Linked DNA regions of Homo sapiens: all the other regions are linked to region 2. Evidence: chromatin contacts called from ENCODE Hi-C data. All regions are on one chromosome and are shown on one strand. Each heading gives the region's core, a stretch centred on a gene start or an enhancer-like site at or near the end of the contact. The rest is flanking DNA. Distances are from core to core; before and after follow the strand shown.

Region 1 (2,700 bases), core at 91-2,590, 1.0 Mb after region 2:
GAGACTGTTGTGTAGTTCTTTACAATAATTTTCCTTGGTGACAGTCACTGATTCCAATGTCATACCAAATGATTCTACACTGACTTCTCTCATCCATACCTTGAACACCTACTGTTTGCCGATAATTAGTCCTGTTAGACACCCTGGCACCACCCCTGCCCTGCCCTGCCCTGCCCTGTCAGGGTACGTACATCAATCACCCATTATGCCTAGGATTCCCTACATTCACATACTGTGATTTTGCACTGGGGACCCATGCCTTTCAAGCTGACTCATGTGCAAGAAGAGGTCAAGGATGGAGTCTTTGTTATGATTTGTAGTTAACTTACCCTAGTAAATAGGCCAGTCTGTTTTCAACGACTCAGGTCAACAAGGATAGGGATCTGGAACTCGGAAGTATTTTACAATCAGGTTAAAGATGAGTTTAGATTTCTGGAGGGATACACTTCAAATAGTGTTTATGCTCCCTGGATATCACACTCAGGAAACTGAATTAGGAAGAAACCTGCTTCCTTCCACTGCCTGGCTAAACAGATGGGACACAAAAAAAAATCCTGATATAGAACCATTCCTGTTGCAGAGAGGCATAGAATCCTGAGTAGAAAATGGAAAAAGATTTTTCCATTTTATGCATTAGCAGAGTTTATTTTAGTGATTTGTTTAGTTGTTAATCTTCTCTGTGATAGTGTGATCCCTGGAAGGGCCACCAGGTCTCTTGTGCTCATTTTATCCAGTAGGGGGACACAAAAATGTGCTCAATCATTGTCAGCTGCTGGAAGCAATAAATTTAGGGAATGTCTAAAGAAAGAAAAAGACCCTCATGTAAGCAAATAAATGATACTAAAGGAAAGATAGGTCTTGTCTGCCTTACCAGATATGAGACGTGATGCCCTTAAGTCTAGTGAAAACCATCTACACGATAATTATGAGTGAAGATAATAATGGTAAGCAGTAGAAGCTTACTCTTCATATTCACATTGCACTTTTCAAATAACAACTGTAACATTTCTTGCTCAAGTCCTCAAAGCTCAGAAATAGTTATATTCGAAGTCTGTGCCAACCAAATGGATGTATTAAATACATTGCTGGCTAAAAGCCATCGAAAAACTCTCTTTTCATTTTTCCTTCACCCTTCTCTCTATCTATGCAAGAAAGACCTAGGCACCATGGTGCAAAATTCTACTATAATATCACTCTTGGAATTACCTGGCTTTGGAACATTGTACATAATAGTTCTAATGTAACAGCAAGAAATTTCCTCCTCCTGTTTATTTTTCTGAAGCTGTAATAAGCAATCCTGTGTGACATTGCCTGTGGTGCGGTTGCCAGGCAGCAGAAAGAGATCTGCAGCAGGAGGCGGGAGAGCGGGGGAAGAGAGAAGAGAAAAGCAAGAGAGGAGGAGGGGGGAGGGCTGAGCAAGTTGGGGGCTGGGCTCTCAAACTGCTGAGCCAGAATTCCATCTCCTTGTCATCCTTCATGTTCCAGGCACATAATGAGCCAATAAGCTGGGCCTTAGAGGGGAAATAAAGATGGAAAAAAAACAGTTGAATGTTGTCATTAAATAGGGTGTCAATAATGTGTTTTTATTTTGTGAAGAAAGGGTTTCAGCTTTTTTTTTTTTCTCATGAACTTTGCTTCCTGGTAAATGCAGCTGTACAAATATTAAAGGGACAGCTTCTCAGTGGGCCTGCTTTGCTCTAAAACAACAAACAATTAACACATAACATCTTCCAGCACCGTGCATGGAGAACATACAGTTATAACCTGAAAGGTTTCAACTCCTCCCAAATCTCATGGTGTGGAAAAGTAAATCACAGAGAAAAGGTACTCCACCCTTTATTGAACATGCAGTACTGAGACACAGCTTTGTACCTGAGAGCTGAGAGGTTGTTCAAGCTATTTCAAGAAGCTGGTCTCCTCATTGTGAGGCTTTCTTTAGTTTGTGAAATTGGGAGCTGCAGCTAAATCTCATCTCTTGGCTTTACAAGAATCTTGTTCTAATGAGATTAAAATGATAGGACTGGGATCCGAGCAGAAGTGGTGAGGGCAGATGGCACACAGGTCCCTCCATGCCGGCTTGGATGTCCCCCAGCACAATGCATGGTGCCTTTTGCCAGCCTTCCAAGCTGTCTGTGACTGGATTGGACACTCTCCAGTGGTAACAGACAATGATTTTTATTTAGATGTTTGATTATTCTTACTAATCAAATAGAAAAAGAACAGAAGGTTTGTTCAAAACAAACAATGTATTTACAGATAGTTTTGTGTGGTGGATGCACATTTCAAGGCTCTGAAGTTGTTAGTTCTCTCAGAAGACTCAAACTCACCATGTGGGAGAGAAAATGGGACAAAGCATGTTAAAATGGCAAGATGATCAGAAAGCACTTGGAATTAATGTAATGATGACTAAGTTTCTTTTTTCACCTCAGCAATGGGAGTGAGAAAAAGGGAATGTTAAATTAGGATGATCAACTCTGAGAATTTTGAGGAATAACATATGGGAATCCCGTTTCCATCCCCGCTGCATATCCAGGCATATTTCTTCTGTGCAGAGACTGACTTTCCAGTCCCTTCTAAGGTCATGAATGAGTCAATCAAGGATAATCAGTGATTTTTTGCAGATTCTAGGAGGAAGATAATGTGTCAGAAGAACAGTACTCTTTGGCATATACCACATAAAGAGAGAAGCAGAGACAGATA
Region 2 (2,700 bases), core at 120-2,619:
TTATCCCCTAAGGACTCGGTTGTTATAGATTTAGTATGTTGTTTGTTATTATGGTAAGAATTTTCACCTATTATCTCAAATATTTAGGTACCATTTTCACACTTCTACTTGACATTTAAAGAAAATGAAGTACAGAGTAAAAAGTAACAATTTAACCAAGGATATGCTGTGGGATACACTGAAGAGCTGGATGTTGAACCTTGGTCTGACTAAGGCAAGTCTGTGTCCCACAGTGGGGGAGAGGGCTGGCAGGGGACGACTCCCGGTTTGTTGTTACTAGTTAATAAAACCCCAAATTCTGAACAAATAGACAAACCCTGCCGTGAGTATGAGGCTCTGAGGGTTAGGTATACTAGTAATTATATCCATCATGGATATAGTGATACTCACATTCCAATCTAGAGATGTGACATCCTTGTTGCTTGGAACATCTTGCCCTCCTTCTCGTATACAATGTCTAAGTACTAACTGTGTAGAGCCACTGGTGCTGTTCTCACTAAGATTCCATATTCTTGCTGTTGAGTCTCCAGACCTATAAAAGTATGCAATATATTTTAGATCCTCATGACATTCTCACGTATCAGAACAAGGCAACATATTTACATCTGAATATTAATAAGGCAAATAAAAACGACTATCACGAATTTTCATTTCCAGTATTTTTCCCATTCTACACGTTGGGACCCCCAAGCATTCTCGAAATAGTAAGTTTAATTAAAAATTCTACAATTACTTCATGAAGGAATAAAAAATTTACAGAGACAAAATGGCCACAACTAAGCAACAACAGAAAACCTGAATAATGCATATGTTTATAAAATGTTCAATAAGATATTTTTAAGTCATTTTAGTATCACTTTGAGAAACATACCCTGATGCTAGGAGATCACTAACAGGGTTCCAGGCACAGATAAAAACTTCAGATTCATGGCCCCGCAACACAACAGCTTTATTAGGAGGGATTTCAACATCCCCATCCACTTCCATCATATCAGTATGATTATCTGCATCGTGAAACACAAGTAAGCATTTCCAGTTAGGCAGTATTACAACATGGTGGATGGGTGATTTCTTAACTAGCAAATACCTTCCTTTATCGCACACAGTGTAACATTTTTCAATTATATCCAGTTAAGCTGAACATGACTACACAGTCTTAGTCACACAGAAAATAAATTCTTATCTTTAATTAAGTATTGACCACATACTTTTTTTTTAGAGGGGTGGGGGTGGGAGTGGGATGGGAGACTTTAAATGATTAGACCTAAACATGGATAAAACGATAAAATGGTTTGAATTAAATATAATGTCTATCAGTACTATTCTGAGTTTCTGCCAGTAGGGGTTGCTGATATCATTCATATAACATGAGTTGCCTTTTATCTCGATGTCAGAGCTCTATGGTTATTTGTTGATAACTAGTATTACAAATTTTATTTAGAAATCAAATGTAGATGTAAAAATTCATTTAACAATGGGAAAAGGGTTTCTAGATATTTTAAAAAGAAAATAAAAGTAAATCTAGCTTTTTGGAGCTTTAGGAATAAAAATCTGAATTGAACTGTGTGATACAAGTTAGGGAAACAAGTTGGTGCAAGTTAACAGATGAAATTATTTCAGCATAGAAGATGGGGCATTTCTTCTGAGAAAAAATTTTTAAAAATTCTTGTCTCCTGGGACCTTCCTGGGGGGTGGAGGGTGGGAGGAAGAGGAGGATCAGAAAAAATAACTATTGGGCACTAGGCTTAGTACCTGGGTGATGAAATAGTCTGTACAACAAACCCCTGTGATATGAGTTCATCTATATAACAAACCTGCACATGTACCCCGAATTAAAAGTTTAAAAAAATAAATAAATAAACCATGTAATTAAAAAAAAATTCTTGTCTGAGCTCACTTGCTATAGTATGTGCTCCATTCTCCTCCCCATTTGCTGTGTTTTCTCCATTTTTTGCAGATCCTTGTTGGCTGGCTGCAGCTGCGGCAGCTGCAGCAGCTGCTGCCTGTTGCTGTGCAAGCTTATCTCTATAAGCTTGTTGTCTTGTTTGTACTACATCAGGCATTACGGCATCTATCAGGGACAGAGACTCTATTGGTCGACCATCAAACAAGGTACCATCCTGGATTTGGAAAATTGTGAGAGAAGAAAAATCAAAGGCAATATTTAAAGTTATTTGTATTTATACAAAATCAGAAATGAAATGAAAATCTTCGTTCCTAAAAAAACATTTTTAGGAACTTTCTGAATTCATATAAGAAGTCCGGAGGGAATAAAGAAACTACAAGCAGCAACTGGAAATGACTGCTTACATTTTCCTTTTCATTTAATTCATACTATTATTACAGTATAGAGCTGTACAGATAGAGCTGAAATGAAAGAGATAATAAGATGTAGGCCGAGCTGATAAAAAGGCTTATTAATTAGATTCTGAAATTCTGTTAGTCAAAGCAACAAACAATATGGAATATAGTTCATATAATGATCAGAGGCCTGGTGCCCCATTATAGTAAATACATCTTTTAAAAAACTAAAAACTTTGAGCTGAAGAGTTTCTTGTGATTTGATTCAAATATTAAAGCAGAAACAGACTTCATGGGGCTATAGTGCTCTTGAATATTAGGGAGTTATTAAAATTTCCAAAGCTCTACTTATTGATATTAGGAAGTTCCTAATAAAGAGTTCTCCAAGTAAGCACAAGA
Region 3 (2,700 bases), core at 83-2,582, 1.1 Mb after region 2:
ATTAGAATGGCTAAAATCCAAAACACTGAGCACACCAAGTACTAGTAAAAATATGGAGCTACATTAACTAGTAATACTAGTAAGGATGTGGAACTACATGAACTTTTCTTCATTGTTGATAGGATCGCAAAATCCCATAGGCACTTTGGAAGATGGTTTGGCAGCTTCTTACAAAGCTAAATGTGCTTATCATATGAGGCTGCAGTCATATTCTTGGTATATACCAAAATTAATAGAAAACATATGTACATGAATGTTTATGACAGCTTTACTCATAATTGCCAAAACTTCGTAGAAACCAAGTTGATTTTAATATGTGAATGAATATAAACAAATTATGGTACATCATATGATGTAATATTATCCAACAATAAAAAGCTTTGAGGTATAAAGCTCAAAAAAAATAGAAAAACCTTAAATATTTATTGCTAAATAAGAGAAGGAACTGTTGAAAGTCTATACACTGTATGATTACTACCATATAAATATCTGGAAAAATTAAAACTGCAGAGATAATAACAAGATCAATAGCTCTTACAAGTCCAGGGTGATAACTGCAATTATTGATAAATTAGATTATACATTAGTCAAAACCCAGAGAATTGTACAACACAAAGAGGAGACTTAATGTGAAATATGAACTTTAATTCACAATAATATACCAGTATTGGTTCACTAATTATAACAAATGACCCACACTAATGTAAGATATTAATAATAGGAGAAAAGTGTATGTACAGTGTGTATCTGTGTGTGTGTGTTTAGGTAAATTATTTGTTGTATTATCTTCTCAATTTTTCTGTAAAGCTGAAATTCTTATATAAATTAAGTGTATTAAAAATTAGAAATTTTATTCTGTAAATTGAAATAATTACATAAGAAGCAACAGAAAAATTAAGATTTTGATTTGACAGATAGTAAGAAAGGTAATAGATATTCCTGGAAGAAATGCTACATATTTTTCAATGTGGAGCAAATAATATGACATTCATTATAAAAATAGCAAATGTTACATAACATAAATAAAATGTAAATTAAAGATGCTATATAGTTACTTTACAGAAAGGTTTATTTCAGATCTTATTAAGCACAGAAATAAATGATAGTTTTTATATTACTGTGCATTGTTAAATTTCACTACTGAGTTAAAATATAAATGTAGCAAGAATGAACATCGATTCATATAAAGCATATATTGTCTCAAAGTATACGACATTTGCATTTACTCAGTGTTAGCTAACAGTACAATTCAATGTGGTTATGAAAGAGCATAATGTGGTTAGCAGATTTTTCTACCTACTCCAAGAGCCAGACTAAAGCTTCCCCATGGAATTAGATTTGGGTATTAGGCAACAGGAAATGTGCCTGCTGATAACTGAATTACTCTGAACTCTAAAGAAGTCACTGGGACATTTTGTCCATTAAGTTTACAGATGGCAAAGTAGATATGTCATTCACAGCTGCATGCATGAGGATATGACATATTTGTCTATATTAATCTCATGGATCACTTGACATGACTCATTCAACCTCTCTTTCTACTACATGAATTAGCAAGATTTCTGGTGGTTCTAAAGTAGATCCAAACACTTCGGAGGGAAATATAAATACTTGTTTCATTATACCAAGTAAGTGGGCCAACAGGGCGCATTTGGTGCTTTAATTGTCCTTCATAATCACAGTAAGGTAGTAAAAATTAAATCTAAAATAATATAAATAGGCCAAAATGGTATATATGATGCATATATGCATGACAAGAGTTTTTATCTTCAGTGGCAGCACAGGCAAGATATTAAACTTATCATGGGAATTGAATTAAATTTCAAAAAAATGCATTGGCTAGAATTACTCAGAATTCCCAGGGGCAGGGAGGGGACACTCTATGAGGTTAACCATTTACTATGTTTAAACTCAATAATTGTGAGCTGAGTATAAATCAAGAAATCTGCTCAAACATCTGTGTCTTACTTAAAAGTTTCAAATGTCACAAATATGTGTGCTATGATGAATATTCACGGTTATGAAGCTGTGGTGAATATATTCCGTGAGGCCATATGACAGGCTGTCCACCAGCCCTAGCCAAAATAAGACATCTAACCAGAATTAATAAGATAATTATCAATGGTCAAGAACACAAATAGATGATGCCTGAAATATATGAAACTGCATAAGCACACAACTCAAGCATTAAGCGAAAGGAGAAACACTGTCATATTACAATCAAGAACCTGGAACAGTCAACTGAGAACCTGGAGGATGCTAGAAGAACTTATTATACCTGGAGCAAAATTTGAAAATTCCTTAGTCTGAAAGTTGGGAGTTGAGTTCTCACATTTGAAAAGCCATGCAAAAAAGTGATTAATCTTAAATTTTGTGTATACTTAAACAGAAAGACCAAGGTCTGAAGTCCAATGTCATACAAAAAGTCACCTTCTTTTTCTATGCAGATTAGGTTGCAATTTAAAGAAGTTTAAGCCCTGTGACAGAAACCACTTGATCTCTAACAATATGTTTAGATAATGAGCACTTCAGTATAGCCCTTCAAGCTTTTTGTAAAAAAAAAAAAAAAAAGAAAAAAATTACATTCATCTCCCTACATAATCTGTTTCTGATGTCTATTGCCACATACTCAAATAGCAAAAATCTTAGTTGACTTTCATCTTTAAAATTTGACATATTGGAGGAGCAATCCAGGACAGT

What was found. Hi-C counts contacts between places; a loop is a spot of excess contacts on that map. Pooled maps may share reads with other maps.
Region 1: a pooled map shows a loop between it and region 2 (6-fold over the local background). The contact joins two enhancer-like sites. A Hi-C loop is called at or near these places in 10 of 50 pooled maps.
Region 3: a loop to region 2 is called in a map of endothelial cell of umbilical vein, with 3 times the contacts of the local background. The contact joins two enhancer-like sites. A Hi-C loop is called at or near these places in 7 of 168 maps with a recorded cell type or tissue (CD4-positive, alpha-beta T cell, CD8-positive, alpha-beta T cell, Calu3 and 3 more) and 17 of 50 pooled maps.

Annotation. Positions count from the first base shown.
Region 1 is chr3:178,083,676-178,086,375 of GRCh38, forward strand. No RefSeq gene overlaps it. Among named protein-coding and RNA genes, the nearest start is that of LINC02015, 270 kb to the left of the region's middle. RefSeq lists an enhancer at 1,206-1,500 and a silencer at 1,206-1,500. Within about 2 kb of position 1,341, at least 15 of the 41 ENCODE cell types and tissues checked have a DNase peak (open chromatin) inside an H3K27ac peak, as active enhancers do.
Region 2 is chr3:177,049,607-177,052,306 of GRCh38, forward strand. It overlaps TBL1XR1 (TBL1X/Y related 1), which reads right to left. Exons shown (of 16, transcript NM_024665.7): 5 at 1,898-2,120; 6 at 872-1,004; 7 at 391-532. Among named protein-coding and RNA genes, the nearest start is that of TBL1XR1-AS1, 14 kb to the left of the region's middle. Within about 2 kb of position 1,370, at least 4 of the 41 ENCODE cell types and tissues checked have a DNase peak (open chromatin) inside an H3K27ac peak, as active enhancers do.
Region 3 is chr3:178,169,444-178,172,143 of GRCh38, forward strand. The region is part of intron 10 of LOC105374235 (a long non-coding RNA gene); the gene reads right to left. Among named protein-coding and RNA genes, the nearest start is that of LINC01014, 250 kb to the right of the region's middle. Within about 2 kb of position 1,333, at least 4 of the 41 ENCODE cell types and tissues checked have a DNase peak (open chromatin) inside an H3K27ac peak, as active enhancers do.